Linked DNA regions of Homo sapiens: region 1 is linked to region 2. A link is a loop called in an ENCODE intact Hi-C map of the cell type or tissue named here. Cell type or tissue: CD14-positive monocyte. All regions are shown on one strand. Each heading gives the region's core, and the rest is flanking DNA. Links, peaks and the distances in the headings are about the cores only. Region 1 has its middle 130 kb from the start of HLX-AS1. Region 2 overlaps LOC101929750 (a long non-coding RNA gene).

Evidence for each region. Hi-C counts contacts between places; a loop is a spot of excess contacts. Peaks named below come from ENCODE experiments on the same cell type or tissue, not always from the same donor. Only the 100,000 strongest peaks of a DNase experiment are listed, where the experiment ranks them.
Region 1: a loop joins it to region 2, with 1.9 times the contacts of the local background. A loop is called at or near these places in 4 of 110 quality-filtered maps.

What each region holds. Positions count from the first base shown.
Region 1 is chr1:221,005,346-221,020,859 of GRCh38, reverse strand. No RefSeq gene overlaps it. Among named protein-coding and RNA genes, the nearest start is that of HLX-AS1, 130 kb to the right of the region's middle. In CD14-positive monocyte, for the core only: no CTCF peak of the experiment used is centred there; no DNase peak of the experiment used is centred there.
Region 2 is chr1:221,062,780-221,078,293 of GRCh38, reverse strand. It overlaps LOC101929750 (a long non-coding RNA gene), which reads right to left. Exons shown (of 7, transcript XR_001738479.2): 3 at 11,192-11,335; 4 at 83-214. Among named protein-coding and RNA genes, the nearest start is that of HLX-AS1, 190 kb to the right of the region's middle. RefSeq lists a silencer at 9,101-9,150. In CD14-positive monocyte, for the core only: no CTCF peak of the experiment used is centred there; DNase peaks (open chromatin) are centred at 5,893, 6,253 and 8,733; H3K4me3 peaks cover 2,005 bases; H3K27ac peaks cover 1,512 bases.

The sequences.
Region 1 (15,514 bases), core at 2,519-10,518, 56 kb after region 2:
CTGGGACAAGTCTATATGTACCTTTTACCTAAGATTTTAGAATCAGGGCTGTGGCTATAACTTGAAAATCACCTAGGAGGTCAAAGAAGCTTTGGATTCTCTAGTGATGGGACCAATAAATCAGACAATGGGACTTATTAAGATGATATGGCCCACAAAAAAAGAAAACAGATCTTCATTTTACTGCTTTTTATATCTTTTTTTCTTCACTGGAGAGTTTGGGGGCCCGTCTTTTATTTATTCTTCAGCCCTTGATTATTTTGATGCTTATGTTACATGAACTGTTCTACTGGGTACACAGAGTTCTCCAGTCAACAGAGTTCTTGAGTCAACAGGGGGAAATAGGACTTACCTGAATTTCCCAATTCAAGCCACTTTTGTTGCCATGTTCTCTTGGTCTTAACATCTCTACCCATCCAGAGCAAAGTTTTTGTGAATGTGTTATTGTTCTCCCTGTATTTCTGCTCTTGTCACAATCACTTGCCCCCATTTCAACAGGTGGATATACCTTTGGGCTGCCTTCATTCAGTGACTTTAGTAGACTGAACAGCAAAACCAAGAGCAGAAATGCCCAGAAGGCTGAGGTCATTCTACATGTCCAGAGGGGTCCAGGGATGGAAAATCTTTTGAGTCCTAGAGTCATCCTGCCAGGATGACTTCTGGGAAGTCATCTTTTCTTCTGGGAAGAAAAAAGGTCTGCAGGGTCTGGGACCAGTGTGGATCACTTTGCTCTCTGCAGTGGTGCGTGGGGAAGTAGCAAGGCCTTGCCAGGATATTTAGTAGAACTTCTTGGAGAAGGACACCTGGACTCTCAGGATCCCAGGCTTACAGAAATACTTGAGCCTCACACCCAGCATAAAAGCAGAGAGCAGCCATATATCAAGAATACTCACTGGTTTGACCATAAGAATGTCAATGTCAATGTGAACATGGAATCCTGGAGATGGGAGGCCTTTTATCCATCTCCTTGGCCTCACATAGCCTCTCAGATTCTGGTACCCTCCAAGAAAAAACAAATTGGCCCAACAAGTGACCAAGATAAAATTTCTACCAGTCAGGTAAGTTGGGTGCCTTGATGTGAGGAAATAAAAAAGTAAATATCTTGCCCATATGAGCTCATAGACTCAGATGTATGCCCATTATATGTAATTCAACAGAAGAGCTTTATACTATATACTTACTTCCTCTCGTTGCCTTATTTTGCCCCCATTACAAATTCTAAGGAAAGAATTCTAAGTAGGTCCCTGTTGCCTGGCTCTTGGTTAGATCTCTGGAAATGTCCCTGAATGAAATGATTTTTTTAAGTACCAACAGAGCATAAAACATGCAAGTACAATATAACCTATGAGTGAGAAGTAGAATTTACACTTAAACAATGTATATTTATGATGTTCCTCTCCTTCCTCCATTGGGGAACAGGACCACTTCTGTATACTTAATCAGAACACATTTTAAATCACACCATGCAACAGGCCTTGTGGCAATTCATGATGGCCAAAGTATATAAAATATGATGAAGTTAAGAAGTTGCAGCTGAACCAACAATATATCCTCCTGGAAGGGAGACATTAAATAAATCTTCACTGTTTTTGATAGCCTATTAAAGTTCCTTAAGAGCTCCAGTACATTTGACTACATTTTTTTTAGCCATAATGCTTTAAACAAGCTTTTCTAATCATAAATATAGCACTAAAAAAAGGCAAAGACAAATAATTAACAATTAAATATGTCTCTTGTTGGTCCTAGCCAATGAACAGGACCTTCCTCCAAAGGGAAGTAAAGGATTACATAAAAAGCCAGGCTGTATGGGAATCTTTTTTTTTTTTTTAATTTCTTTATCCATTTGTGGGGATTGAAGGCCTAGTTTTTAATCTTGCTTGGGTATAGGAGGACAACACCTCCTGATAAAGACAGGACCATTTTTCTTCATCAGGCAATATCTCCAGCAGAAGCACTGAAAAAGAAATTTCATCTCGCTCTGAAGGTAAGTTTAGTTTTATTTGTTAAGCAAATGGTTGCATTAAAATAGTTCATGGTTCTACTTATATAATAGTTTTTCTACCCTAACCTTATTAAAACTTGGAATTGAGAACAGTAGGATACAACTACTGAAGAAAGAAAAGGCCAGCAAACACGTACAAATGAATAGAAATTTAATAGGTATTTTCTTTTATAAAATGTCACAAAACAATCAATCAGCTAAGTAAATAACCAAAGTAAAGTGAAATCACTAAAATTATTGCCCAGTCAGCTATTTGGTGTCTCAGTCAGCACCTCATCATATTTTTAATTACATTGACAGCCTCTGGGTAAATAAGTGATGCAAATCTTCTTTTTGGCAGTGACAAAATTTTTATCACCAACTTTCTTTTCTCATTAATGGTCACAGACTGGTATGTATTACAGATGGATATCACATAAGTTAATAACATATTGCAGCAGCCAGAAGAGTTCAAAATACTGAAGCGGATCCTAATGGAATTGGGATGGAAGACAGTGATAAGATCAGAGGAAGATCCTATGTGTAGCAAGGTTAAAATCTGCTTGGGAGAAGCCGGGCATGGTGGCTCATGCCTGTAATCCCAGCACTTTGGGAGGCCAAGGCGGCAGTGGATCACCTGAGGTCAGGAGTTTGAGACCAGCCTGGACAATTTGGTGAAACTCCATCTCTACTGAAAACACACACACACACACACACAAAATTAGTCAAGCAAGGTGGCACGTGCCTGTCAGCTACTCAGAAGGCTGAGGCACGAGAATCACTTGCACCCAGGAAGCGGAGGTTGCAGTAAGCCAAGATCATGCTACTGCACTCCAGCCTGGGCCACAGAGTGAGACTCTGTCTCCAAAAACATGAAACAAAACAAAACACAACAAAATCTGCTTAGGAGAATAGAACTCAGAGTGATCACAAACATAATTGACCCAAGAGCACAAACAAATCTAATGATGAGTTCAAATTAGTATATCTTGACCTTGAGCTTAGTGGGAAGACAGGACATGGATGGGATGGATTAACAAGGGATCCATGCTTATAATAAAGCAGCAGCAGGAACTGAAGTGAAAGCCTCCTCCAGGACAGGTTAAGGGTGAGGGAGTGGAGGTGTTGCCTAGAACTAGCTGATGTGCTCAACTTTTAGCTGTTCGAGGGAAAAAATCCGATCAGAACACAAGGAACTGAGAGAGCCACTCTTACTATTTCAAAGGGACCTAAATGACATGGAAAACATAACAAGCTACCAGTAGGCCTAAGCCATCAAGGTGGGGAAAAGGTACTAAAAAAGGAAAGGAATAAAAAGGAATGCCATGCCATGGTGGAAAGAACATTAGCCTGCTAACAAAATGGTGAGTTCTTGTCCCAGCAGCTATTGGCTGTCTTCAGGACCTTCAGCAAGTCATTGAGCCTCTTTATAGTCTAAGTCTTCTGGATTGGAGCGTGTGGTCATTGCACTTCTTTCCAACATAGATTTCATAAAACACTAGACCCACAGAAAGTGCTTTGAGAAACCTCCTTATAAATATTGTGCAGCCAAAAATATTTGAAAAATTTTGCTTAACCCAATCCTAAAGATTCACAATGCACATTAGCACTTAAAGTCTTTGAGAAGTCTTACCCTAAAAAAAATCGATTTACTTTTACTTTTAATTGTATTTTTACTTTTACAATTATTTTTAATTGCAAAAACCTCAATTACTTTTGCACCAATCTAAAAGGTAAGATAGTTTTACTCAATATTTACCAAACCTACTTGACACAAGGTTGTTTATTTTTCTGTGAAATATCCATTGACATAAATTGCATCCTTTGCTAAATACACAGGACTATATATTTCCAAATTTAAGTTTCTAAATGAGTCTCAAAATGGAGAAACATAAAGCATGAAGCAGAAACTTCCAGTTCCTTATATTAACCCCAAGACTGTAAAGCTAGTATAGAGTGACCTTAATTTAGAACTCCCATGAGGAAATATAACAAAAGCAATTGCTCAGTGGCAATTTCTAGTTAATGATCATGGAGACTAAATAGAAACCAATCCAGCTTTTGTAGACCTGCCTGAGTTGTGGTGGGTTAACCAATCACTGCACACAGGCTAAGAAATGTCTCTAATGTACTTGCACTGCGCTGAGTTCTAACATGTAATGCGTAATTATTTCTTATCCCAAATAAAGATAAAATTATAGTCTCAAAATTATAAGTGTTAGCTCCTAGAAGACAAGGAATTCCCTCCTGTATCTCCAGGGCCCATCCTCAGTTCCTGGCATAAGGCATATTTACTCATTTATGAATGAGTGTTCTAACAGACAAATATTTATTGTGATGCTCTAAGTATTACACCACCCTCCAACAAATTTAAGGCCTGTTTAAAGAAACCTTGAAATAGCTTTATTTGTTGTCAAAGCCAAAAACAATTAATGCTTACTGATCATGAAGGCATGTTGATTTTCAGCCAAAACGCAACGCGTTTATTTTCATTGGGTTACATTTCTAGAGACCAGAGCTTTAGATATAAAGACTACATGTTAATGGGCAGAATGGATGTTCATTCTAACGACATAATGGGGAATTCACAACAGAACGACATGTCATCTGTATGACTGGCAACATAAACAAGAGAGTTACAAAAAGAGAGGAATAAGGGAACCAAATATGTTCATGAGATCTATTAGCGAAAGTTTTCTATAGGAGAAATTGAAGTGGCTCTTCAAAAAAAGAAAAAAAAGTTTAAAAGAAGGACTGATTTTTAAAGATATTCCGTGATACTTTTTGCTATTGCTTTTTCAAAGGAAAAAATAAAGCAGGTTTTTGTCTTTTTTTTTTTTTTCAAATAGAAAGCTTTTAAACAGAAAGCAGACACGCTGAGAATAGCCTGAGTCAGGAATTCACCCCTGACCCCTCAGTCCAGTGATGTCCCAGCCTGTGACCCCCAGCCCCAGCCGTTTTGCACTTGACCCGTTTTGCACTTGACCTGCTTTGCACTTGACCCATTTTAAATGGCCCCCACTCACTCCTATTAAAAACATACACCTTTGGGCTATTCAAATTAATTATATATATGCATATATATATAATTGATAATGTAATATATATATGGTTTTCTTGGCACCTTTGGCTTTCTCTCTTGCTTGGATATGTGTAGAAACCTTCACTTCCTCCCTCTTTCTCCAACCTGCTTTTTAGCCAGTCCCCTCCTTGAGCTGTGCTGATACACGCCATCATCACATTCTCAGCTTTATCACAAGGCAGTTTCATTTGCTCTCTGCCCTTGTTAAGCACTCTGCTCCAGTTCCTTCACTGATTTCAATAGGAAAAGCAGAACAGATATCCCTATAGAACACTGTCATCACCTCATAAGGTCTACAGCCTGGAACATAAAATACTTCCGATTTCTAAGTTCTCTCTCAGGCTGAGCGGATTACAAGTCGGGCACTTAAAATCAAAAGCCAACAGGGACCCAACCATGACACTGAATGAGAAGTATAAGCAGACGTTATGAGTCACTTCCAAAAATTGGGAGTTATAGTGTCACAAGGCTAAGTGCCCTGGAGAGGATGTGGGTCTGATAATCAGAATGTTCCCAAATTCAAAAAGCAAGAAGTAGACCTGTGTTTAAAATATGAGTGCAACATATGGATTTTGACTTAGCATAACATGAAATAAAAACAAGACAGCAAATTTTGGGAGGACTGCTCAATTGTCATCGTATCTGACACCAACAGAGGTCCAAAGTATTCCTTCCAACCCTTCCAATCCACAAATAGACCACATAGAGTTCAGGTAGCAGGAGATGCAAAGTTCCTACTTTACTGGATGCTGGAATTTCAGGTCCAGAGGAAAGTTTGCAAAGCTACCCCACTTACCACCTCCCTATTGGTATATATACAGAGTACCCAAATGCATTGTCACTTCAGCAGAAGAACAATCTAAGAGTAAGTCAAAATTTTGAAGAGGTTGCTTGTAAGCACTGATATGATTCTTCTCCTTATGCACCATTCTCAAAGTCATGCCATGTCATTGCACCAGCCTGTCATTTGTAGGATGTATAAGAGGTTCCAACTTTCTCTACCACTCACTATTCAACACAAGGAAGCAAACTATTTAAAAAGCTTTTCTCTTGCTTCTTAATCAATAAAAAGAACAAGATGAATGGCCCCTTAATTTCACAAAACACCCTGAATTTAGAAGGCAATTTAATATCCTTAATCTTATCTGTGGGATAATTAGCCACTTTTATCTATTTTCTCTCCCCTTGGTGGGTACTACGTTTTGGCCAGACGGAATTCACTCACACCTAGCCTCAGATGAGACCTACGCCATTTCCTATTCTGTAGGCTGATTGCTTCTGAACTGTATTCTTCCAATATTGCTTTAGAGTCTGTTCCTGATTTATGCACCCTGCTTCAATTCCTGCTGCAAGATTGCATAATTCTAAGTTCAAGAGCTGTCTCTGAGTATGAGAAAAATAATAATCATAAACCAAAATGTGAGACTTCCATCTTTCCTTCCTAAACTAGTGAACTTCCAATAAGGTCTCCTAAATTGGTAAAAGTCACAAATCTTCCTTAGATCCCTTTGATTCCTTCTTTCCTATAAGAAGAATAATTGGAGGAGGTGGGCAACAAAACAGAAAATATAATCTTCCTAGGCAGATTTTCTGTCTTCTATTAGACCAGTCCTCACAAACACAAATGCCTACAGCAGCCAGGCAGGTCAGTGAGAGAGTGAACAGAGGAGTCATAAAATACTAGCAGTAGTGTGGACTGTGGCAAACTAGTGAGTACATGCACAGCTCCTAACACTTCCCCATCTGTTCAGTCCCAGCCAACTGTTGAATAGAAATGCAGGTTCAAGGTTTTCAGATTTTTTGATTTTTCATGAGGCTCCCAAAGTCTGGACACTTTAATGTAAAATTTCCCAATTTGTAAATGTTGGCAACTAATTGAAAACATTTCAAAACAATACAAAGGCCAAGGAAAACAGGTCCACAGGCCAGATGTGGCCTGTGAGCCATGGTGTGCAAACTCTGTGATGGGCTCAAAAGCTGTTTAAATTCACTAAGACAGTTGGGGTGCATAAAGGAAGAAAGAGAAATGGCATAGCCTCTTGGCTTCAGAGGAAAGTTTAACAATCTATGTGGAGGAAAGGCAGGTCACTAGGGAAAGAAACACTTTGGGCCAACACCCAAGCATGGGTTGGCCCAAACCTATGGGTTGACAATTATTTGACTTTGTCCAAGAAATAATGTCTCTAGAATAAGAGATGAAGGCCAGGCACAGTGGTTAACGCCTGTAATCCCAGCACTTTGAGAGGCCGAGGTGGCGGATCATTTGAGGTCAGGAGTTCAAAACCAGCCTGACCAACATGGTGAAACCCTGTCTTAACTAAAAATACAAAAATTAACCGGATGTGGTGACGTTCTCCTGTAATCCCAGCTCCTTGGGAGGCTGAAGCAGGAGAATCGCTTGAACCTGGGAGACAGAGGTTGCAGTGAGCTGAGATTGTAACACTGCACTCCAGCCTGGGTGACAGAGCGAGACTCCATCTCAGAAAAAAAAAAAAGACAGAGAGAGAGAGAGAGATGAAATTGAAAGTCTAAATTTCAAGAACATACTAATATAAACAGATAAATAATAAGTACATGTGTTTCTGTTCTAGAGTAAAAAGGTACAAAAGCTAATGGAGATTGAGATTTCAGGCCCCAATTTTTTCAGGAAGGAGAGAAAAACTATGAGAAATCGATGAACAATGTGCAGTTAATGTGGATGACATTGAAGTTGGGTGGGAGAAAAGGCTCAATTACCAGCATAGAGCCTGTGGGGAGACAGAGTGGCTCCACAGCAGAGACTATCACAGCCACCTCCCGCTGCACCTTCTGTAGTCACACTCAGGGTCAAGCAGCCTGAACTGTTCGAATGAACAAAAATAATCAGAGGGCTTCTGTCTCTGTCTGTAGCTACCACCGTTGAACAAGTACCCACATCAGTATCCTGGGGGATACACATTTGGGGAATGTTGTGATGGATCTCAAGCACACCTAAGGGAACTATCACAGGCACAGAGCTAAACAATATTTGCCAATTTACAACTACTGATTAAAAGCCCTGTCACCAAGCCAAGCACTCCAGCATGATTTTACCATTTTCCCCAAAGGTTTCCAGCTTCCAGGAAAGGAGTTGCAGAGAATGCAAGGTAAGTGCATACAGCTCAGGCAAGCAGGCTGAGGAGCAGACCACCGCTTCAGGCTTTGGATTTTCACAAACAATCCTGCCTCCCCCAAGCTGAGACAATGCCCTGCATTCACTGAGTTCTCAGGAGCTACCATAGTGTGCCGAGGAGCAGGAAAAAAGTTAGACTTGAATTGAAGATAGATTGGTATTCACTAAATGGCACTTCTGAATTTACTGCAGCCTTCGCCTTTAGAGAGAATTGCCAAGGTGCTCATAAAAGGAGAAATGATGAATATTCAGGATGTCTTTTGAATCCATTAGGCAACCGGGATGAGGTCTCCATATGTAGACTTCTCGTTCTTTCCTTAAGCTGTTAAGGAAACTGCCAAAATGGCCGTCTGCAGGATAAAATGGAGCCTGGGTTTGCCAATGGGGAGAAAGTCTAAACGCCAAAGGTCAAGTCTGTGGAAATAAAATTGGTTTAGGAGCATTTTGCAAGTGAAGAGATCTATAAATTTTGGATTTCTGGACATGGTGAATGAGGGAATGTGTCTGTCTGCTTGTAGGAACACTGATCAAAATGCAGTAGCAGCCTATTTATCGTACTGTCAGCCTTTCTTTCCCAGGATCAGATATTCTGCAGATCTAATTGTGTCCACTCCACACAGGAAAATCCCAGACAGTCTCTCTAGCGGCCTCCTATAGTTTTGTCAACTAATCTTACCAGAAGCAGAAGCGTTTGTGCATTTAAGACTGCAAAATGTTTATTATCAAGTCTGCTTACTTAAGTCCTAAGCACTTGCTCATGCCAATTATATAGAGAGTAATCGCGGGTTCTCCATGCTAAAAATAATTTAAAGAAAGAATTTAGCACCGACCCTTGGCTCCCAGATATATTGAATACAGGTCAATCAATTGTTAGGAAAAGGGAATTTCTGGGGAAGGGATGATGCAGGTTACTTATCCTCAGTTTCTTTGCCTTTACAATAAGGAGTGGAGTCAGGTTCAAGGCAACAAGCATTCCTGCAAGCCTCTGTGCTCCCACTATGGGATGGGGATAAGCACCCTTCTTGCCTTCTAGGCACTGACACATTAGCAGGGGAGACATACACAGAAGTGTACTTTTAACAGAATGTCAAAATAGCTACATTAAAGTGCTATATCAAAGCAGATAAGAGAGTGATTCATTTTGCCAGGGAAGGGTGGGAAGAGAATCAGAGATAGCAAATTACACAGCAAGGAGACATTTGAGCTGGCTCTTGAAAGACAAATCCAGAAAGAGAAAAAAAATTGAAAGCAGGCACCCTAGAGAGACGGCCCTGCCAGGGTCAAGGCTGGGGGTTAGAAAAGCACAAGGAAGAATGGGTGACCAAGTGGGAAAAGCCTCTAATTATTTTGTAGGAAACACACATACCCCTCAGGGAGATCATGTGCCCATCCTCTGTTCTAAATTGGGAATCAGAAAATATAGGCCTGTATCTCCAGAGTCCCTTCCAGAAATAACATTCCATGACTTTTATAATTCTGAGTGACCAAACCAAGAAACCAACTCAAGGAAAACCTTGAACTTAACAGTCTCTATTCTCTGCTGTTTTATGAGCAAAAGTGAAATTGGTGGCAGTAGCCAGGATGGCCACCCTGGGCCCCGGTAAATTGTCTACCACATGCCCTTCCAATCAGGGACAACCTGAGCCCCCAGGAGGAAAGGGGCAGGCCTCTTCCAAAGTGTAGGCAGAGGCCACAGGATCCACAAATGCTTGGATGCTATGGACACCAGGTTAAGCTTCCATACTGGCACTCTTAATTCCCACACAGCCCAGAATTTCCTGTCCTTCTCTCTTTCCTCCATGGTCTCTGCTCTCTCATGTATCATTGCAGAGTCTGGGGGCAGAAATAAACAGAAAATCAGAAACATGTAAAAAATACCTTCATGTGAGCATCTACTTCATTTCATTTTCTCTTCACAACAACTATGAGAAGTACAAGTAGGATAGATGAGAAAGGTAAGGCTCAGAGAGGAGCCTCTGCTCCTGTTGCCACAGTTGGCTGAGGCAGAGCTGACTCCCACCTGGTCTAGTTAGCCTTCTGCCCCCAAATCCACTCAAACTTGCTATCCCTTAAAGCAATCGCTGAATTAATGGAAAACCTTCTAAAGAGACATAAATGGATAGCAACATCTAGTTTATATTAGACTAGATTCTTCTTAGATTATATTAGACTAATTCTTCTTGACTAAACATCAAGAAGAATTAGGGTAGGAACAGAAATATGAATATTATAAATATTAAAACAGTGGAGTCCATAATGACATGGCACATTATTAAATAGATAAAATATACTATGACTTAAATGGTGTTTTGTGGCACTTTAAAAGTTCAAAATAACATACTAAAAGCACAGTTCCTAAAGAGAAATACTGATATATTGGACTTTACCAAAATAAGAAACTTTTGTTCTAGAAAGACACTGATAAGAAAATAAAAAGACTGCCAGGTGTGGTGGCATGTGCCCATTGTCCTAGCTACTTGGGGGGCTGAGATGGGAGGATTCATTGAGTTCAGGAGTTTGAGACCAGCCTGGGCAACACAGTGAGGCTCGATCTGAAAAAAATAAAAAAAAAAAATGAAAAGACAAATCACAGACTGGAAAAAATATTTGCAGATCACATATCTGATAAAAGACTTGTATCCTTAATGTTTTTTTAAAAAAATAAAAGCTTTTAAAACCTAACAAGAAAATAAACAACCCAATTATCATTAGGGAAATGCAAGTTCAAACCAAATGAGATACCACTATACATCTGTCAGAATGGCCAAAAATAAAAATTTTAAAATGAGGATTCCAAATGCTGGAGACAATGAGAAACAGGAACTGTCATTTATTGCTAACTGGGGATACAAAATGGTAAAGCAACTTTGGAAAGCAGTTTGGCAATTTCTTATATAGTTAAATACACACTTACCATACAACCCATAGTAATCCCAATCCTAGGTATTTATTCAAGTGAACTGAAAACATTTGTTCACATGAAAACCTGAATGTGAATGCTTACTTCAACTTTATTCACAATTTTCAAAAACTGGAAACAGACCAGGTGTCCTACAACAGGTGAATGAATAAAATAAACAGTGGTATATCCATACAATGGGATACTACTCAACAGTTAAAAGGAACAAACTATTGAGTGACACAACAACATAAATGAATCTCAAGTGCATTTTTAATTGAAGGAAGCCAGTCCCAAAATGCTACACATTGTATTATTCCATTTATGACATTCTGGAAATGGCAAAAGGGTGGGAAACAGATCAGTGATTACCAGGGGTAGAGAGGGGATGTTGACTACAAAGAAACCATACAAGGAATTTTTAGGATATTGGAACTGTACTTTATAGTCCTGGGGTGGTGGATAAATGGCTCTATGAACTTGCCAAAACCCATAAAACTGTACAACACAAAGAGTGAACTTCACTATATACATTTTTTAAATCAACCAGGATATTCAGCAGAACCCAGACATACTGTAAATTGTGACAAATAAATTTAACTATTTATAAATGTATGACAAAGCTTTATTGAAAAAGGTAAGGGAAAAGGAAATTTATCTGTGAAACACTGGAAAACTGTTTGCATATGGTAAAGCTACAAGCAAGAATAACTGTACATGAACACTCTACTCTGGTTGTTTCTCACAGGGGTACAGGTAAACAATTTTGAAATGACTTTACATGTATACTAGGATGGAACAAATAAGGAAATCTAATGAGATCTGGGTGTTCTACTGTAAGAGAAAGAAGTTACAAATAAACAACAAAGGGAAATCTACAATAAGTCCTGTGGTTTGATTAGAATCAGAGATACCAGAATGAACTCATATTTAATATGTTCAGAGATAGATTGATACATAAATAAATATAGATATCTGTATATTCATGAGTTAGTATATATACATATATTTCATAGCTGTGTCTGCTCAGAGGTGCCAGAAGCAGTGACACCCCAGTAGCAATGAGCACACCTAGTGTCCAGATCTTATTTTCTAAATATCATTCTCCAGTAAGGGAAACCAGTAATCCTTAGAGAAATGGTTGATTCTAGAGCAGAAGCATAGAAAACAGGATGATCCTTCTAATAGTGCCAAAAAGAAAAGATGTGCTAAAAATAAAAAATAAAATTAAATAATGGGGCTTTATCAAAAGGACACAAGTATATATCAAAAAGAATATACTTGGATTAGTATATCGAAGAGATATCTGCATTCCCATGTTTATTGCAGCACTATTCACAATAACCAGGCTATGGAATCAACCTTAGTGTCCATCAGTGGATGAATGAATAAAGAAAATGTGGTATATATACACAATGGAATTATGTATTATTCCATTATTTAGCCATAAAAAGAATAAAACCTTGTCATTTGCAACAACATGGATGGAACTGGAGGACATTAGGTTAAGTGAAATAAGCCAGGCACAGAATGAAAAATATCGCATGTTCTCACTCGTATGTGGGAGCTAAAAAAAACATTGATCTCATGGAGATAAAGCATAGAATGATGGTTATCAGAGGTTGGGAAGGGTAGCAGGGAGGAGGGGAAAAATGGGGATGGATAATGGGTACAAAAATACAGTTAGGTAGAATGAATAAGATCTAGTATTTGGTACCACAATAGGGTGACTATATCTAACAGTAATTTATTGTATATTTTAAAACAACTAAAAGAGTGAAATTGGAATGTTCCTAAAAAAAAAAAAAGATAAATGCTTAAGGTACCAGATACCCCAACTACCCTATTTGATCATTACACATTGTATGCCTGTATCAAAACATCACATGTATCCCAAAAATATATGCACCTATTATGTACCCATAATAATAATAAATAAAAATAAGTAAATGATCAACATTTTAAAAGGACACAGGTGCCAAGCTTAAAGAGCTGCTGATAAACATAGCTGGAACAATCTGAGCAACAAAATAAACAATAGTACTGGATTATAACTTCAATATTAAAATAAGTATCTGCAAGTCCATACTGGTATAAATAAGTGATTAAGTAAATAAGTAAATGGAAAAAAGAATAAATCTTGACAGACTAACTGTCAATGATAAATATAGAAGGAATGAGAAAAATAGAAAATCACTACTAGAACATACTAATAATTGCTGCAGCTAAAATTAGTGAGAGAAGATTTAAGCAGAAACAGGATAGTATAGAGCCTCAAAATATCTCCAAAAAATATTTATTTATTACTGAAATGGTCTTAACTTACATCCACAAATTCTTTGATACTCTTCCTTCCAAAGAGTTTAATTCTCCTCCCCTTGAATGGGGGCTGAAGTTACTGACTCACTTCTACTGATTCTAATCAAACCATGGGACTTACTTCTAGTATGAAAATGGGAAAGTATTAACTGTACAGTGAAGAGCCCTGGCATCAAGTGATTAATGCTAACATCACCACTAAATACATACACACACACACACACACACACACACAGACATTTGTGTATGTATATGTATATGTATATGTTACATAATGTATCCCTGGGCATGGTATAATGGCAAGGGTATTTCGCTTCTGGTGTATTCTTTTCCAACATCCTTAACCTCAGTCTAGCCATGAGAGAGCATCAGACAAATGTAAATTTAAGGACAATCAACAAAACACTTGACCAAATAGTATCAAAAGTATCAAGGTCATTAAAGACAAGGAAAAACCAAGAGGCTATCACAGATTGGAAGAGACTAAGGGCACATGACAACTCAATGTAGCATAGTAGACTGGACTGGACCCTGGAGTAGAAATAGAACATTATTGGAGAAACTTAATAAAGTGCATAGTTTAGCAAATAGTACTATATCAGTGTTAATCTTTTAGTTTTAATAAATGTACGAAGGTTATGAAAGATGTTAACATCGGGAGAAGCTTGATGAAGGGCATACAAACACCCACAATATTATATTTAACTCTTATGTTTTTTTCAAAATAAAACACACTTCTTGATGTCTAATATAATATGATTAACCTCCATTGTGGTTGCTAATTTTCTCTCTTAAGATCAAGGTTATAAGAGATTTCCCACAGCACCACTATGGAAATGATGTGGAACAAAAAAGAGAACAGAAGGGAAATGCCTTGGAGAAAGAGGAGATAGAAAACCAAAGAAATGTTAAATAATGTGGAAAACAAAAGAAAAAAATGGAAGGAGTGGTACCACCTCCCACCTTGAATCCCAACAGGCCACTGGGACCCCAGTCTGGCATTTCAATAGTCACTTGCCATCATTCACACTCCTCTCTCATCACCATATTAGTTAGGGCACAAGCTAAACTCTGTAATATAAGCCCTCACAAATAGAAGAGAACTTCAAAAAGCTCATGGAAAAATGGAATTTAAAGATAAAAATAAAAAATAAAATCAATTCCTCAACATAAGCTCCATCAAGTTCAATACACTTTTGTAAGTGATACCAGCCATACAGTCTATCCCTAAAGAACTGAGAGGATCAGGCACAATGGCTCATGCCTGTAATCCCACAATTTGGAAGGCGAAGATGGGAAGACAGCTTGAGGCCAAGAGTTCAAGAACAGCCTGGGCAACACAGTGAGACCCCATCTCTGCAAAAATAAAAAAAGAATTCGCCAGCCATGGTGGTACAAGCCTGTAGTCCCAGCTACTTGGGAGGCTGAGGCAGGAGGATCACTTGAGCCCAGGAGTTCAAGGCTGTACTTCAGCCTGAGCAACAGAGTGAGGCCCTGTCTCAAACAAACAAACAAAACGCTGAGGGTCCTAGGAATTTAACCATGTCATTGCATCTTTTGCATGTTGTTAACTGAGGAAAAATAGGTGCCCTTTAAAGATTTTTGAAGATTAGGAACAAAAAGAAGTCAGAAGGAGCCAAATCAGAACTGTGAGGTGGATACCTAATGATTTGCCACTGAAACTCTTATAGAATTGCCCTTTTTGATGAGAGTAATGAGCAGGAGCATTGTCATCATGGACAATTGGTTTCTAGCGAAGCTTTCCCAGAAGTTTTTCTGCTAAAGTGGTAGCTAACTTTCTCAAAACACTCTCATAACAAGCAGATATTATGTTCTTTGGCCCTCCAGAAAGTCAACAAACAAAATTCCTTGACATCCCAAAAAACCTTTGCCATGACTTTACTCTCAACTGGTCCACTTCTGCTGTGACTGGACCACTTTCACCTCTTGGTAACCATTGCTTTGATTGTGCTTTGTCTTCAGGACCATACTGATAAAGCTGCGTTTCATCTTCTGTTACAATTCCTCAAAGAAACGCTTCAGGATCTTGATCCCACTTGTTTAAAATTTCTGTCAAATCTC
Region 2 (15,514 bases), core at 4,118-12,117:
GACAAACCTGAACACGATGGTGACCCTTACTCCTCAGAGGCCAGCTTTTCTACCAGGGTGGTTCTAGTTTCACAAGATTTACCTCAGTGTAGCTGATTTCAAAAATTGCTCCTTCCAGGAAAATGAGTTTTTGGTATCCTTCTTCATCCACAAGGATGTGGGTTTGTTTATCCTCCAACCTCCAGATTTTCGTTCTTTCTCCCACTTCTCACCTCTAAAAAACAATAGTTTTGAGTACAATCATTGAAAAAAAAGAAAGAGGAGTAAAGAAAAAGAAACAAACAGAAGAGCCATGGGTGTTGCTGGTGGTCATTTGAGAGCAGCACTTAGATCTCAAACCTACCTTTGTCCATCAGTTTCCTCTTCTCAGCCCCCTTTTAATCATTGATGTTCTCGGCTGCCCTTCCTGTAAGAACCTGTTCCAGAACCTTCCTGGGAGACTTCTCCACGGTCATTGGCCACTGTGCTTGAAAGACCTATTTTGCACTAGATGGAATGCTGCTAATATTGCTATTTACTATTAAATTGTGTTGATTTGCTGGGAAAACATTTTTAATAATTTTCCACTGGAAAGTACATAAAAACACAAAGACGTAAGTAAAATTTATTCAAAAACATGAACATGTCACTTTAAAAAATTACACCAAACACAAAATAAAAGGCTTATCAGGAGACATTTTTGTGTATTACTTAGAGTATATGCTTCATTTTCTATACTTATAATTTTATGTAAATATTTTATCATCTACCTTACCACCCAACTAAACCATATGGCTTTAGAGAAAGGAGACAATGTCTTTTTTTTTTTTTTTTGAGACGGAGTCTCACTCTGTTGCCCAGGCTGGAGTGCAGTGGCACCATCTCGGCTCACTGAAACCTCTGCCTCCCGGGTTTAACTGATTCTCCTGCCTCAGCCTCCCAAGTAGGTGGGATTACTGGCATATGCCACCACGCCCGGCTTTGTTTATGTATTTTTTTTTTTTAGTAGAGATGGGGTTTTACCGTGTCGGTCAGGCTGGTCTTGAACTCCTGACCTCAAGTGATCTGCCCACCTCGGCCTCCCAAAGTGCTGGGATTACAGGCCTGAGCCACCGTGCCCAGCTGACAATGTCTTATATACCACTGTATCTGCACCTTGTTATGCAGTGAGCTAAATATATAGAAGTTGCTCAGACAACAAGAAAACACCTGCTGAATGAATGCAATCAGTGTACTTAGTTCATACATTTTTCTTTCATTTCATGTCTAGGCTTCCAATACCTGTTCTGAATTTCATTTGGGAGATTAATGCAGAGAGGCTAGGTGTGTTGCTAGTCAAACAATTCTTTCTCACAAACAACAGGCTTCCAACTATCAGTTGTGTCTCTAATTCAGAAACAGCCCCTCAGTGCTATGAAGACTTTTTCTAGTATCTTGGTCATTGAACTTTCAGGTAAAATAAAGCCAAAGTATATGACAAAATAGTAACCACATTATCTTTCTTCATGTCTGGGCAGTCCCTTCCTGGCTCCTTGGAACTGCTGGCTGCCTTTCCCCTTGATCAAGCAGTAGCAGCAGTAATCCTTGCCTCCCTGGTGAACTTCTCACCACGCCCAGAGCGTATGGGATAACTCCAGAAGGCATAATGAGAAGTTACAGGGCCCAGGGTAAATGTCAATGTAAACATAATTGGAAAGATATTAACTGAGACTGATGGAAGGCTTCCCAAAATCTTTAACATGACCTAATCATAAAGTAACCACCAGATGTTTATAATTACTATTCAGCCTTATTCGCCTCCTATCCACTTTATGAAGGGAAAGGAAAGGGACAGCTACCCACAGCATGGGTGGCTGTGGGCTTATGCAGGGAAAGATGTGACCTGTGTTCCCTATTGGCTGGACCCAAACATGACAAGTCATTCCAACTATGGCCAAAAGTTATTAAGTTCCTGAATGAAAGACTGCAGCTCATGAGTTTCTTCCAGACCCATATCAAAGCCCAATTAATTTAGAAAAAGGAGGAGGCCACTTTCCATCATCGTGTGTTTTGAGGAGCACTAAATAGGAATTTGGCACCAAGTATTTCCTTCAACCAGTTACAATTCCAGATATCTATTTATTAGAGAATTACTTCCTGTGTTCCTGAGGCTTTGGAGGTCTAAAAATGCCCTTGCTATGCATGTGCCTCTCTTTCATAGCAGTCCTCACACTTGTGAAAGCTGGCATTCTGTAGCCTGGAAACCGGAAGTTGCAAGCGAAGTTATGAAGAGAAGAAGGAGAGGGAAGGAAAGATCTTGTTAGTGGAGATAGGGAGAGAGGGTGCTGTAGTGAGAAAGGAGGGCTGGAGGGAGGAATCAAAGGGATCTTTACAATTTAGCTAAGGACTGAATCAGGCAGTAGGCTTTCCTGGGTAGAAACCCTGGCTGACATTATCCTAAACAAATTGATTCAGGAACAGACAACCAAATACCGCATGTTCTAAAGTGGGAGCTAAACACTGACCACATAAGTGGGAGCTAAACATTGAGTACAGATGGACACATAGAGGGGAGCAATAGACACTGGGGCCCACTTGAGGGTGGAAGGTGGGAAAGGCCAGGCGCAGTGTCTCACGCCCATAATTCCAGCACTTTGGGAGGCAAAGGTGGCCAGATCACTTGAGGCCAGGAGCTCAAGACCAGCCTGGCCAACATCGTGAAACTCTGTCTCTACTAAAAATACAAAAAATTAGCCAGGCGTGGTGGCACATGCCTGTTAATTCCAGCTACTTAGAAGGCTGAAGCAAGAGAATCACTTGAGCCCGGGAGGCAGAGGTTGCAGTGAGCCGAGGTTGCAGTAAGCCGAGATCGCCCCAGTGCACTCCAGCCTGGGTAACAGAGTGAGACCTTGTCTCAGAAAAAAAAAAAAAAAAAAAAGGTTGGAAGAATAAAAATTAAAATTTAAAAATGAAAAATAAAAACATGGTATTGTACACTTTAAATGGGCAAATTTTAATATATGTGAATTACATCTCATTAAAATTTTTTATTAAAAAATAAATTTAAAAAAGAAACTCTGACCTGGATTCAAATTTGTGTTTTAGCCCCATTTTACAGATGAAAGAAATGCCGCACAAGGAGACTAAGTAACTTTCTCAAGGTCACAAGGCCAATATGTATGAATCGAGATTGTGGAAAGCCAGAGTCTGTGCTCTTACCCATTCAGTGGCACAGCCCCTTCCACATAAAAGAAAAATGATACCTACTTTTTAGAGTGGTGAGAATTTAATGTAATTTAGGTAGAGCACCTAGCCCAATGGCCATTGTACAATAAGTGCTCAGTAATGAACATCTATAGTTACTTTAGTTAATGATAATATTCTACCAGTCTTTTTCCTACATTGTGTGGGCTGCAGATGCCCATATAGTCCTGCCCCAGGCCAGACCTGCACAGGAAACTGCAAGACCAAACAGGCTTCATTTAGATTTCAGGGGACTACACCTTCCTATGCTTTCTCAAGTTGCTTTATCTCTTTCCTAACTACGGAAATAAACTGAAAGTTACATACAAAAGAAAAACAGCCACCAGACAGGAAAAAATCATTGTCTTTAGCATCCAGGAATTAATAGATCAATTTTGTATTTCCACTGAGAATTTGTTTTTATCCTCAGCACAAGCCTTCTGCTCAGAGCAGAGTTACAGTTTTACTCACAGTGAGTGTGCTGGTAAATTCAGCTTTCCTACAGGAAACGTGAGACTTGTGACAAGGTTATTGTGAAATCTAGACAAGGTTTCTTGCTTCTGACTGCTGTTGGCTTGCAACCAAGGGAAGACCCATCAACTCAACAGTCTTCAGAGCTGACATGTAAACAGGACAATCTGCATATTTGCTAATGTCTCCTCTTGCCATGCCCCTGGGCTGTGGACATGTACTGGTCTGTGGCCTATTAGGAACAGGGTTGCACAGCAGCAGGTGAATGGCGGGGAAGTGAGCATTACCACCTGAGCTCCACCTCCTGTCAGATCAGCAGCAGCATTAAATTCTCAAAGAAGCAGAAATGCCACTGTGAACTGCATATGCAAAGGATCTAGGTTGTGTGCTCCTTATGAGAATCTAATGCCTGATGATCTGAGGTGAAACAGTTTCATCCCGAAACCATCACCCAACCCTGCCCACCTCCCACCCCTGCTCAGCAGAAAAATTGTCTTCCATGAACCAGTCCCTGCTGCCAAAAAAGTTGGGGACCACTACCCTAAAAACCTGAATTCCAAGAAAAAAAAAAAGCAAAATCTTATAATATGAGGTCCCAATGTAGCAAATGTCTAATTGCCTATTTAGCTTATATAAAATAAATTCTTACTGGAAGCCTCAAAATATCCCATGTCAGTCATTCAAATTAGTTGTGATACTTTAGAACAGGACTTCTTTATCTTTAGGATCTACAGATGTATTTTAATGATCTGAAATTGTACCCAAATCCTCTAGGTACCTGTATAGTTGTTTTCGTGAAAGAAGCAGCTTTACTTTCTTAAATAAGATCTGCAACCCAAAAAATATTGAGAATTATTGACATACACATGTACTCTGCACAGAAAAAAATGTTCAAAATCCATTGCTAAATCACAAAAAAAAGTTGCTGTGTATTTCTGTGTTATATGGTACTTTTTTGAAACAACAAATAAATTTATAGAAAAATATTATAAATATACACCAAAAATAACAACAGTGAATATCTCAAGATGTGAATTTGTGAGTGATTGTTTTGTTATGTTTGCTTTTAGCTTTTGTATGTTTTGCATGTTTTTCTACAATAAGCATGTTAGTTTTAAAATGTGGGAAATCCCAGTAAGTGTTATTTTCAAGCTAATTTCAAAAAGCCTTTATAAATCGTAGTCCATATACCCTTCCTTACCATTATTACCCATGTTACTGCCAAATACCTCTCTGTCAGTATTATGTGATCTGGGTCATAAGAATACACACTCCAGTCTAGGAAGGCCTTCCATGGACTGGTCAGATGGCCATTTCTGGGTCGCAAAATCTGGATGGCACAAATGTTGGTCCTGGTTGAGACTTGAAGAGAGGTCATACTTCTGTAAGAAAAGAAGACTAGAAACTTTGAAGAAGAAAAAAACGGAAATAGAAGAAAAGCTGTGTAACCCAGAAACAGCTCAAGCTACACCTTAAGTCTGTGAGCAAGCAGTGCATTTCAGAAAGGTGGATGTTGCCGGTAGGACCTTTCTAACTCTTCAGCTCTTCAGCCAAAGCAGTGAGGAAAATAATGTTTACATCAAATGCCCATTCATGTTTTGTTTTAGTGGCAGAACTAAATTATTCATCCAAATGCTAGAAGGCAAACACATTCCTCAAGGAGAGTCTGGCAAGCTGTCCAGAAGTTAACTTACTGTTGAAAGTCTTGTCAGTGTGCAGGATTTAGAAAATGGGAGCTTTGGGAGATTGGGGATGCGAGAAGTATCTACACTATGGTTGACAGATTTAGCAAATAAAATACAGGATGCCCAGTTAAATTTGAATTTTAGCTAAACAGCAAGTAATTGTGCATAAAATATATCCCAAATATTGCATGGAACATACTTCTACCAAGAAAAAATATTGTTGTGTATCAGCAACCCTAATGCTTAGAAAACAAAGAAGAGCGTATCTGCATGGGCATATTATCTCACTCAAGACAGACAACGTACATACATACTGAAGGGAGGGTGGGTAGAGGTACAGAAAGTCTAGGGCTAAGGACAACTTCTTTCTGGACCTAGAAAAGGCCCCTAGAAATAAAGTGAAGCAATGAGTTGAATAAACTTCTTGCTTTCATGTAAGAAAATTGGGTCTTTCTAATGTTGTACTTCTTGGTTTAATATTGGTTAAACCAATATTACCCCAAAAGCAGAAGGCAGAGAAAACCAGGAAAGTCCCAGGGTACATAGTGTGCAAGCAGACAGCAAAAGGAACGTGCTAAATGGCAAAGGGTAAGTCTCAGAAGTGTTGCAGTTGGGGTTGAAGTAAGTGTTGGTTGGTTATGCTTAACTTTTCCTACAGCCAAGATTTCAGCACTTCATCTGAATACCTTGCACCTTGCAAAATTGTTTTCCAGAAAAAGTGCACTGAAAAATAAAATCATGTTTTTTTAAAGTTAAGGGAAAAGAGATATGTGTTGATGCCTAGATCTATGTGACACCAAATGAATAAAAAGTAGAAAAATATCATCTTCCAGATGTTTCATCTAGGTTATAACAGCATATTTTCACTTTCCATGCAGATGTTTGGCATGTAAATGTAGGCTGTGACTAAGATACTGAAAAGCACTGATTGAGAAATCAGAAAAATGTCATTTTTATATTGTCCACAAACGGCCACTGAAATATTTTTTCAACTTATTTTTGGCCTATCTTAAACATATAATTGGCCATGAAATTACTAGCTCTGTAATCTCATAAGCTAAATGAAACATTGATATGACTTCTCAATTTTCTGTTTTGCTCATGTATATCCCCTTGCTTTGTTCTCTGAGCATCTGATTAAGGAAGTACTCAGTTTCCTAAAGCCAGAGGATTCCAGTCCCACTGAAACCTGCTCGTGCCTTCACCCTCATAGTCTCCCAGTGAGTGCAGTATCCTGGAAATTTGGAGTCTGACAAACCATAACAGCTAAAGTTTGATCATGGAAGCACAGCCACCACAAGTGATATGAAATAAATGGTTTACTGAAGAGGTTAGACTCGACAGCATTGTGGGAACTTATAAAGAAGCCTATGGGAGGCTGTTGCCTTTGCATCTGGCAGTAGCCTTGAAGTCACTAGAGGTCAAGAAGGCTGGCAATCAGGAAGACAAGCTGGACATGAACAGAGAGACAAGACAAACTAAAACCCACATCTGTATCTCATGGCCTCCAACCTCAACAATATAGATAACTTGCAGAAGAGACTGGTGTCCTTTGCCGTGAAGCTGCACAAGGTTCCTGCCATGGCTCAGGACTCAAAGAACTGAAAGGAAGAGATCTGCTGAAAACTAGAGAAGCTGTGGACCCAGCCATTGCCCCACACCAACGAGGTGAACCAGCAGATAAGTGATGACGTGTAAGTTGACACTGTCATGGTGCCTGGCATCCATATGTCCATCCTCTGAGCATAACAGCTGCTGCTTCACTTCTACCTTCCATATCTCATGCAAATTTTTCTTGTGTCCAACTCCAACCAGGGCCCACACAAGGGAGGGGATTTGGGTATGCTGAACCTCTGGCAGGGAACAAAATCTCCCCATAGCGTCAGGCCTGTTTCCCTGTTCTGGCGTTATCTGGCTGGGGGAATTTGGCAGAGTATTCAATCTCTGCAAAACTCTGTTTCTTCATCCATAAGGTTAACATTTATTAAATCATTTGAAAAGCAAATGTGCCAAGTGTTTATTGTATACAAGTGAACCCAAATTGCTACTCATTCTGCTTATATTCTTGTTGATAACAACATCTTCACTGGGACGTTGTTGTTTGGATTTAATAAGAAGGTAAAAAAGAATCTAGCATATAGGAAAAGCTCAATATATGTTATTAACCCTGTGTGCATGCTCATGACATGTTCATTTTTAGAGTAAGCCAACCTTTGGTGCATCTAATGAGTCAACCTTCCCTTGGAGCTTCCTATGCATGAACCTGAAGAACTACCATCAGGGGCAACCAACTCATGATTGTATTCCCAATGCCATTTGCAGTCATTCCCAGATTTTTAAGGAAATGTCTCACTATGCTGTCTTACCATAGGCAATATAGATAGCCTTGGCTCTCCTCTCTTTAGATTCGTACTCAGAGAACTATCTGCTAGTGAAAAGGAAAAGAGTGCAATCTACCAGGCAAAATAGAAAGTTAAGGTATGGAAGGTGCTCACTTTCCAAACAGCTGCTACAGTGCTATTATTAATACTGCCATGGTTATTTTCACGTAGGATATCTAGCACAGAAGGAAAATCAATCTCCAGCCAGGTCTGGGAGGACTCAGAACAGAGCTTCAAGGAGAGCATAACAAATGCCCCAAACTCCTTCTGCTTACTTCACTTAAAGTCTTATTAGTATCATCATTTCCAACTGGGCAACAACCACATCTGCCTCCCTTCTGCTTTCTCAGCCATCGCCAGTGGCAAGTTGGTGGTTGGATATTTTAGGTGGGTTCTATATGGTGGTTTTCAAAATTTTGTAACCCAAAACTTAGCTCTCCCTTCTGCATGGAACTATTGTGATTTAAAATTAGTAGTCAAGGTAGTTCCTCAATTAAGGAGTATTTGGAACAGGGAAAGTCTGCCTGAATAATGTCTGATTCTATACTTTCACGTGAATGTACTCCAACATGTACATCCATAGGTAATTCTGTATTATGGGGGTTATTAAAAAATATAAAGTTTGAAGATATCTTCGAGTCATTTTACCTGCTAGAACAATACTTGTCTAGTATCAGTTAACTGGTCACAAAGGAGAGGTCTTGTCTTACTCTCAACAGTCTCTGATGGTGTCATTTGAACACTGACACATGCAGATATTTTCTCTCTTTCTTTCTCATATGTGGTCTTGTTGAAACTCCACAATAACTGCGTTTGGAATCTACAGTCATATAAATTTAGATCATCATGGGAGATAATTATACTGTGGAAATGATACGATATTTACATGTCGAAAAGGAGTCATAATTCTTCGAAATAGATGCCTGCTAGCTTTCTTAAGAACTCATTTCACAAATTCAAGTTGAAACAAATGAATACATGTTCCTCTTTTTGCTTCCTCTTTTGAGCAATTTTATGATTGAAAAAAAAAGACACATTACCACAATGGAAAATACCTCATTTTTCCATTAAAATGTGCTCTTTTTAAACAGCTATCCCCCCACCCACTTCCCTGTTTATTGGGTTAAAAGGAGCCATTTCTAGGAGACCAAGCCAAAGTCTCAGCAAGGAGGTGGAAAGCTAGGTGCTTGGAAGGCTAGTCTGTTACCTACCCTACACTACAATGACTGTGGCAGCATCAACAACAGCACCAAACCAGCCAGCTGGAAAGTGAGAACAAATCATTCTAGTGACTGACAGTTTGGTCCCCTCTGTGTCCCAGGAGAGGCCAGGCTGATTTTCACCCACAGCGGGAGGCACTGGTTCAATCAGGTCTTCTTGCAGCTAGTGGATCCAGAATCAGAATGTTCTTATACAAATACCACTTTGTGTCCTGAAAAAGAGAGATTCCACATGGACCCAAACTACAGGTGTTTGTACAAGAACATTCTGTGGAATCTCTCTTTTTGAGGATGCAAAGTGCTATTTGTATAAAATGGCTTCATTTCACCAGCAATTTTGATTTCATTTTTCAGCCTAATTTGGGTAAAAAAAATGAAACCAAAATTGCTAATGAAATAAAAACCAATGTTTCATGGGTTGAATTTTTAACTTTTTGTATTAGCCCAACAGCGTCCATCTCTTCTAGTTAAATATCGACTTCTCTCCAGGTAGATATTCTAAAGACAAATGGAAAATTCAAACAAGTATGCTGACCTATAAAATGATGTCGACAAATAGTTTAAAGGGTTGACCAAATACTTTGCTCCTTAACTTGATTCTCTCCTTTTTAGTTAGACAGTTACAGTGTCATCAGAGAGAAAATAAGGAAACTAAAGATTGTTCAGGATTTGGCTCCTCACACTAATTTTATTCTCATGAGTTAAGATTTCCTTGATTCAAAATAGGGCTCTTCCCCTTTTGTTCATCTTTCCACAAGGTTCACACTCTCCTAAGGCCTGGGATTTCTCCTTAGACAGCTTCATCCCTACAATTATCTCAGGATCTGTGCAGATTCTCCACACATGGTGTTATTCATAGCATGCAGATGGGGTATTCCTATTCCTAATAATTTAGGTTAGAAAAGTACATTATGGATAAAATACAGCAATCTCTTAATGATCTCTTCTACATGGATAGCAAGCAGAAGTGCTCATGAATTCTAGGTAATTTAAGTTTATACATATCAGAAAATATTACCAAAAGCTTCCAACCATTTCTCTCTTCTCTCTCTCTCTACATACATTCTCATTCTCTCTCTCTCTCCCTCCCTCAAAAAGTATCTCTGCAGCATTTCACACAAGAAATTAATTAAATCCCATTGATTCTTTCTGGGAAATATGCTACTGAGCAGGAACATCCACTTAAGATGAAAAATACTAAAGGTGAGGAAGAGAAGCAAAAGTTTAGGATAATCTTCATGCTGGATTATAACTTAAATCCTGAATAACCTGGATTTGGCTGAACTTCACTCTTTTTTATGTTGTTTTCTTTTTTCAAATAAACTTCAAGGCATGAGATCGTGGTACTAAAATAGAAATACAGTGGAATCATGTTATTGCAAAAATTTGGCAAAGCTACTGGTGAAATCATGTCCCCTGAAACATAACAATGACATACAGTAAAAGCACAATTCATTTCAATGTGCCCATAAAGAGAGTGTTAGCTGTTCCTCAGAGTCTACACTGTAAAAGGGTTTCAGCATATTTAGTGAACCAACATTCAACTCAGTAATTCTTATCTTGCCAATAGCATATGTGGTATGTTAAAATCCACCTCTCAGTAAATTGCCGTGTGGCATATAAAATGTATTAAAAGTACACGAAGCAAAGTTGTTCTAAGGGTCTGCATTTCATTTTGATGTCTGATCATCGGTGTATTATTTTCCTGTTCTATTATTGTTATTATTTAATTTGTCTATGGTGCTTGATCTTGATGGGGAGAGGAGAAAGAGAACTAGTGGGTGGGATTTTTTTTGACATGTATCAAAGGGGTGATAGACAAAAATAGAGCTGAGATTGTTAAGCCTCAACACACCATGCCTTCTGACACCAAGATTTGTCCATGCCACCAGATTGCTGGGATTTTGCCTCCTGCTCACAATCTAATTACCAGGCTCCAAACACAAATGTGCTAGCATCCCACACAGAACATTAAGTTGATGCTGCTGAGCCAGCCTGCACTGAGGCACAGGGTGACAGGAGTTTCCAGGTTTCTTTCACTGCTTGCTTCCAGTTACATGGTTCCATAGCCCCAACCTCTGCTGGCACAACCAGATTCCTTCCACTGAGCACCATATCATTTCACTCCAGTTAGGTGCAAAGGAATATATCTGAGAACGTGTGAGAAGCCCACAGATTTTCCAAGCCTGTGTTTAAAGCATTTGTGAAGACAAAAAGAAGTGAGATGGCTTACATGTTCCATTCAGTGACATGAATTATCTACGGTGATGGAGGGCCTGTTCCAGGAGGGAGAGGGGAGTGAAGTTGAGGCACTGGCCACTTCCTGCTCTTGATGTCGCTGGTCCTGAGACTTCTGAGCTGGTGACTTGTCCCATTCCTGTGTGCGAGGTCCACAAATAAGCTGACATCAAAGATTGTTACAGTGAGAAGTAGACGGGCAGCTCAGTTTAGGATGAGGAGTGGAGAGAGAAGAAAGGAAGTCATTTCCATATAACAGTTGTTTAAAGGAAATTTAAAGCAGATGCTTCCAAGACTGGACACTAGACAGAAACTAGGCCTTTGGGGAGGCTAATAAAATTCAAGTGATGAAGGTCTTCTTTGGGGAAAAGCTGTGTTTTTCATAGGCCCTATGTGAGACCACAAGAGTCAAAGAATTCACTGGAAATATGAAACTGATTTGCATCATTTCTATGAAGAGGCAGACAAAATGTATGGCAATTTAAATATTTTGTCTTTCAACCACTTAAGATGATACGTCACTGGACACAGTCTGGCATTCAGAGTGTCTTAAGAGAAAAAAGAATGTTCCTAGAAGGTGAATGTACTAAGTCCAGAAATCATAAGACCCAGAAGACACTTGAGGCAAGGAATTTTAAAAGTCAGAATGCACGTGCTAATGCCTTTCCTAGGATCCAACTAGAAAACCTCATTTCCCTTCTTGAATATAACCTTTTCAAGTTTTATTTCTCCAAAATGAAATCTTACTTCCTTCCCAATTTGCTTCTCTCCTGAGTTCAGCAAAATTTGTCTTAGCATGAAGACTACCCAGAAAATTTACCCAGGAGAAACAGATTTATATAAAAGATGATCTTATATTTCATCATGGATAATCCTGTGTCATTCATTCATCACTAAGCAATTAACCCCTATGTACCATATAATATGTTCCATGATACTATCAATGGCCTTCTTTCTCTTCTTGGTAGTTGGGAGTTTTGTGTTAAATCAGAAGTTTTATATGCTTTCTGAGTATTTTGCTTCTCAAAAACTGTATTATTTTTATTTTAATTACAAAAAGGATACATGTTTTGTGTAAGTAAAAAAATATAGCAATACATGAAGAGAAAGCTAAGCCCACCTTCCTAAGGTAACCCATGTTAGTAATTTGGTGTGTATCCTTCTGTTCTTTCCCTCATACTCATACAAGCATATGTTGATGTAGAGAAAAACTGTCTTTATGTTTGGTAATGAGCTCATTCTATAAACATTATTCAGTATCTTGCTTTTCTTTGCTTTTTTTCCACAGCAGAATATTATAGACCTATTGAAAACACTGGCTTCTCAAATATGGCAAAAAACACTGAATTCCAGAAAACTTTAAATTACTCATATTTGCTTATGGATAGGTAGAAACCTGCTACAATAAGGTAAGAAAATACCAATTGTAATACTAACTAAAATACCCAGATTCAAAGTTATTTTCTTTAAAGAAATAAACTGTCTATTTTAGCAAAATAAGTTTAAAGGAAGGGAGGTCCCATAGAATGTTTAACACTCATTTCTTTCCCTCTTTCTTTTAAATATCTTTCTCAGAGACTGGCACCTGAATCATTTCCTACCCCTAAACTTTAATTGTTTTCATTTGCTTATGAACTTTAAATTGTTCATATTTGCTTATGGATAGGTAGAAACTTGCTACAGTAAGGTAAGGAGATACCAATTGTCCCCTTTCTTCAAAATACTTCCTCTGGCTTCTGAAGCTCTGTATAAACTGCCCACATTTCTGAAAGTAGTTGAAAAAACTGCCGATGCCCCTGGGAAAGTGAGATCATAGGGAGCCATCGTCATCATCCATGGACATCGGGCTAGGAAGACTGGCTGTCAGTACATAGCTGAGTCCTGAAGGAACACGGGAAAGACTCACAAGTGTTGACAGGAAAGAGGATGGGCCAGTAGGGGTGGGAAATCATTCAGATGCCAGTCCCTGAGAAGGATACTTGAAAGAAAGAGGCAAAGGAATAAGGGTTATAAAAATGCAATGGGACCTCCCTTCCTTTTAACCTATTCTGTTAAAATAGACATTTTATTTGTTTAAAGAAAATAACTTTGAATTTGGATTTTTTTTATATAGTATTGCATCAATGTTAATCTTTCTGAATCTGGTCACTATATTGTTGTTATTTAGGAGACTACCCTTGTTCTTTGGATATGCATAATGAAGTAATTATGGAGAAGGGTAATAGTTATTGCAACTTACTCTCAAATGCTTCCAAAAGGAAAGGGAATAAAGAGGGGAAGGAAGAGGAAGAAGGGGTAAAAGAGAAGAACAGAAAAAAAAAAGGTAATAAGTGTTCCTATAATATTGACTAATTTCTTATTTGCTTCAATGCTTTTTGTTTGTTTCAATGCTTAATCTAAATTAAATTTCTTCATTCTCACTCTTAAAAAGGAAGGAGGAAGAGAACCCAGCACAGAAAGTACAGGAAAACATCATTCCTTAACCTCTTTAAAATTCTTTCATAAAGTAAACCACCTCATTCATCAAAGATGTGATTTTATGTACAATAAAGTATTTTTAAAGGTTTTGCAATTTTGTGGATCTTTCAGAAATTTAGCCAAAAAAATTCAAGAGTGCCATGAGCTCAACTGAACAGACCTTTGAGACAATCAAGTCCAATCCCTTCATCATACATTATGCAAGTAAGCAGACAGGAAAGGAAGAAACTTTTGACAAAATTTCAGAATGGTTTCTAACCATATCTTTTTAGGATTAATTTCCTCTCTAATAGTTATTTTGAAGGCCAAATTCTCATTTTGAGTTACATGGTAAGTACACATTCCATTAACTATGTATTTTTAATGGAGAAAAAATGCTGTCCACATTTATCTGTATATGATAGTTGCTTCAAAATATTGTTTCATGTTAAGTGTCTTTGGTTTGTTTATTTCATGTGTTTTTTTTTTTTAATTAAACTTAAGAGAAGGGAAGTCAGTTATATTGTATCCGTATTTTTACTGACCATGTTCTTTCTTCCTGATGTTCTAAGGGTTCTTCTTTCGGCATTTCTTTTCCATGTAGAGAGCTTCCTTCAGCTGTTCTTTTAAAGCAGATCTGCTGGTGACAGATTCTTAGTTTTTCTTCATCTGAGAAGGCTTTGATTTCCCATTGATTCCTGAAGGATACTTTGACTAAGTATAGGAATTCTAGGTTAACAGTTATTTTCTTTCAGCACTTGAAAAATGTTGCACCACTTCCTTCTGGGATCTATAGTTCCTGGTGAGAAATATGTTGTCATTCAAATTATTTTTTGCCCTGCAAGTAAGGTGTTATTTTTCTGTCACTAAGCACTTTGAAGCTTTTTAAAATTGTCTTTAGATTTCAAGTTTGACTCTATTGTGTCTTCATATGGATGTCTTTGGATTTATCTTCCTTGGAGTTTACCCAGCTTCTCAAATTTGTAGGTTTACATCTTCTGCCAAATTGGGAACATTTTCAGTCATTATTTCTTAAAGTGCTTCTTTAGTCCTATCTCTTTCTTCTCTCTTTCTAGGTCTCTGATTACACATTATATCTTCTATTATATTCTCCCAGGTCCCTAAGGCTCTGTCCTTTTTTTTCAGTTATTATTTTCTCTACATTGTTCTAATTGAGTAATATCTGTTGTTCTGTCTTCCAGTTACCTGATTCTTTTCTCTGTTCCCTCCATACTGCTCTTTAGCCTGTCCATTGTGTTTCTTATATTGATTGTTATATTTTTCAGTTCCAAAATTTCTCATTGAATTATTCTTTATATTTTCTCTTTCTTTCTTGAGACTTTCTATTTATTAAAGTTTTCTGTTTTTACAATTTGTAATTTTAGTATATTCTGTAATGTTTTTAATTGCTTGTTGAGGCATCTTAGGACAGCTGCTATAAAATTCTTGATCATTCTAATATCTCTATCAGCTTAGTGTTGGCAACTATTGATTGTCTATCTTCATTCAGTTTCAGATCTTCCTGGTTCTTGGTTTAAGAAGTGATTTTCATTTGAAACATGGACAGTTTGGGTATTAAAAGACTCAAGATGTTATTTAAACCTTCTGTTTTAGCTGTTTTCTTCTGACACAGTCCTGGCAGGGAAAGTAGGGTGCCACCTCATTCCTAGCCAATGAAGGTAAAAGTCCAGGTTGTCACTTAGCTTCCATTGCCACATTGGGGTGGGGGATGCCACTTGTTACCGCTGGACAGAGGTAGGAGCTGCTTCTCCCCACCTGAGCTCCTCTAATACCAAGGGAGCAGGGTGGCCACAAGTGGTGGTAAAAGTCCTGACTCTCCACTAAGCTTTTTCTGACACTA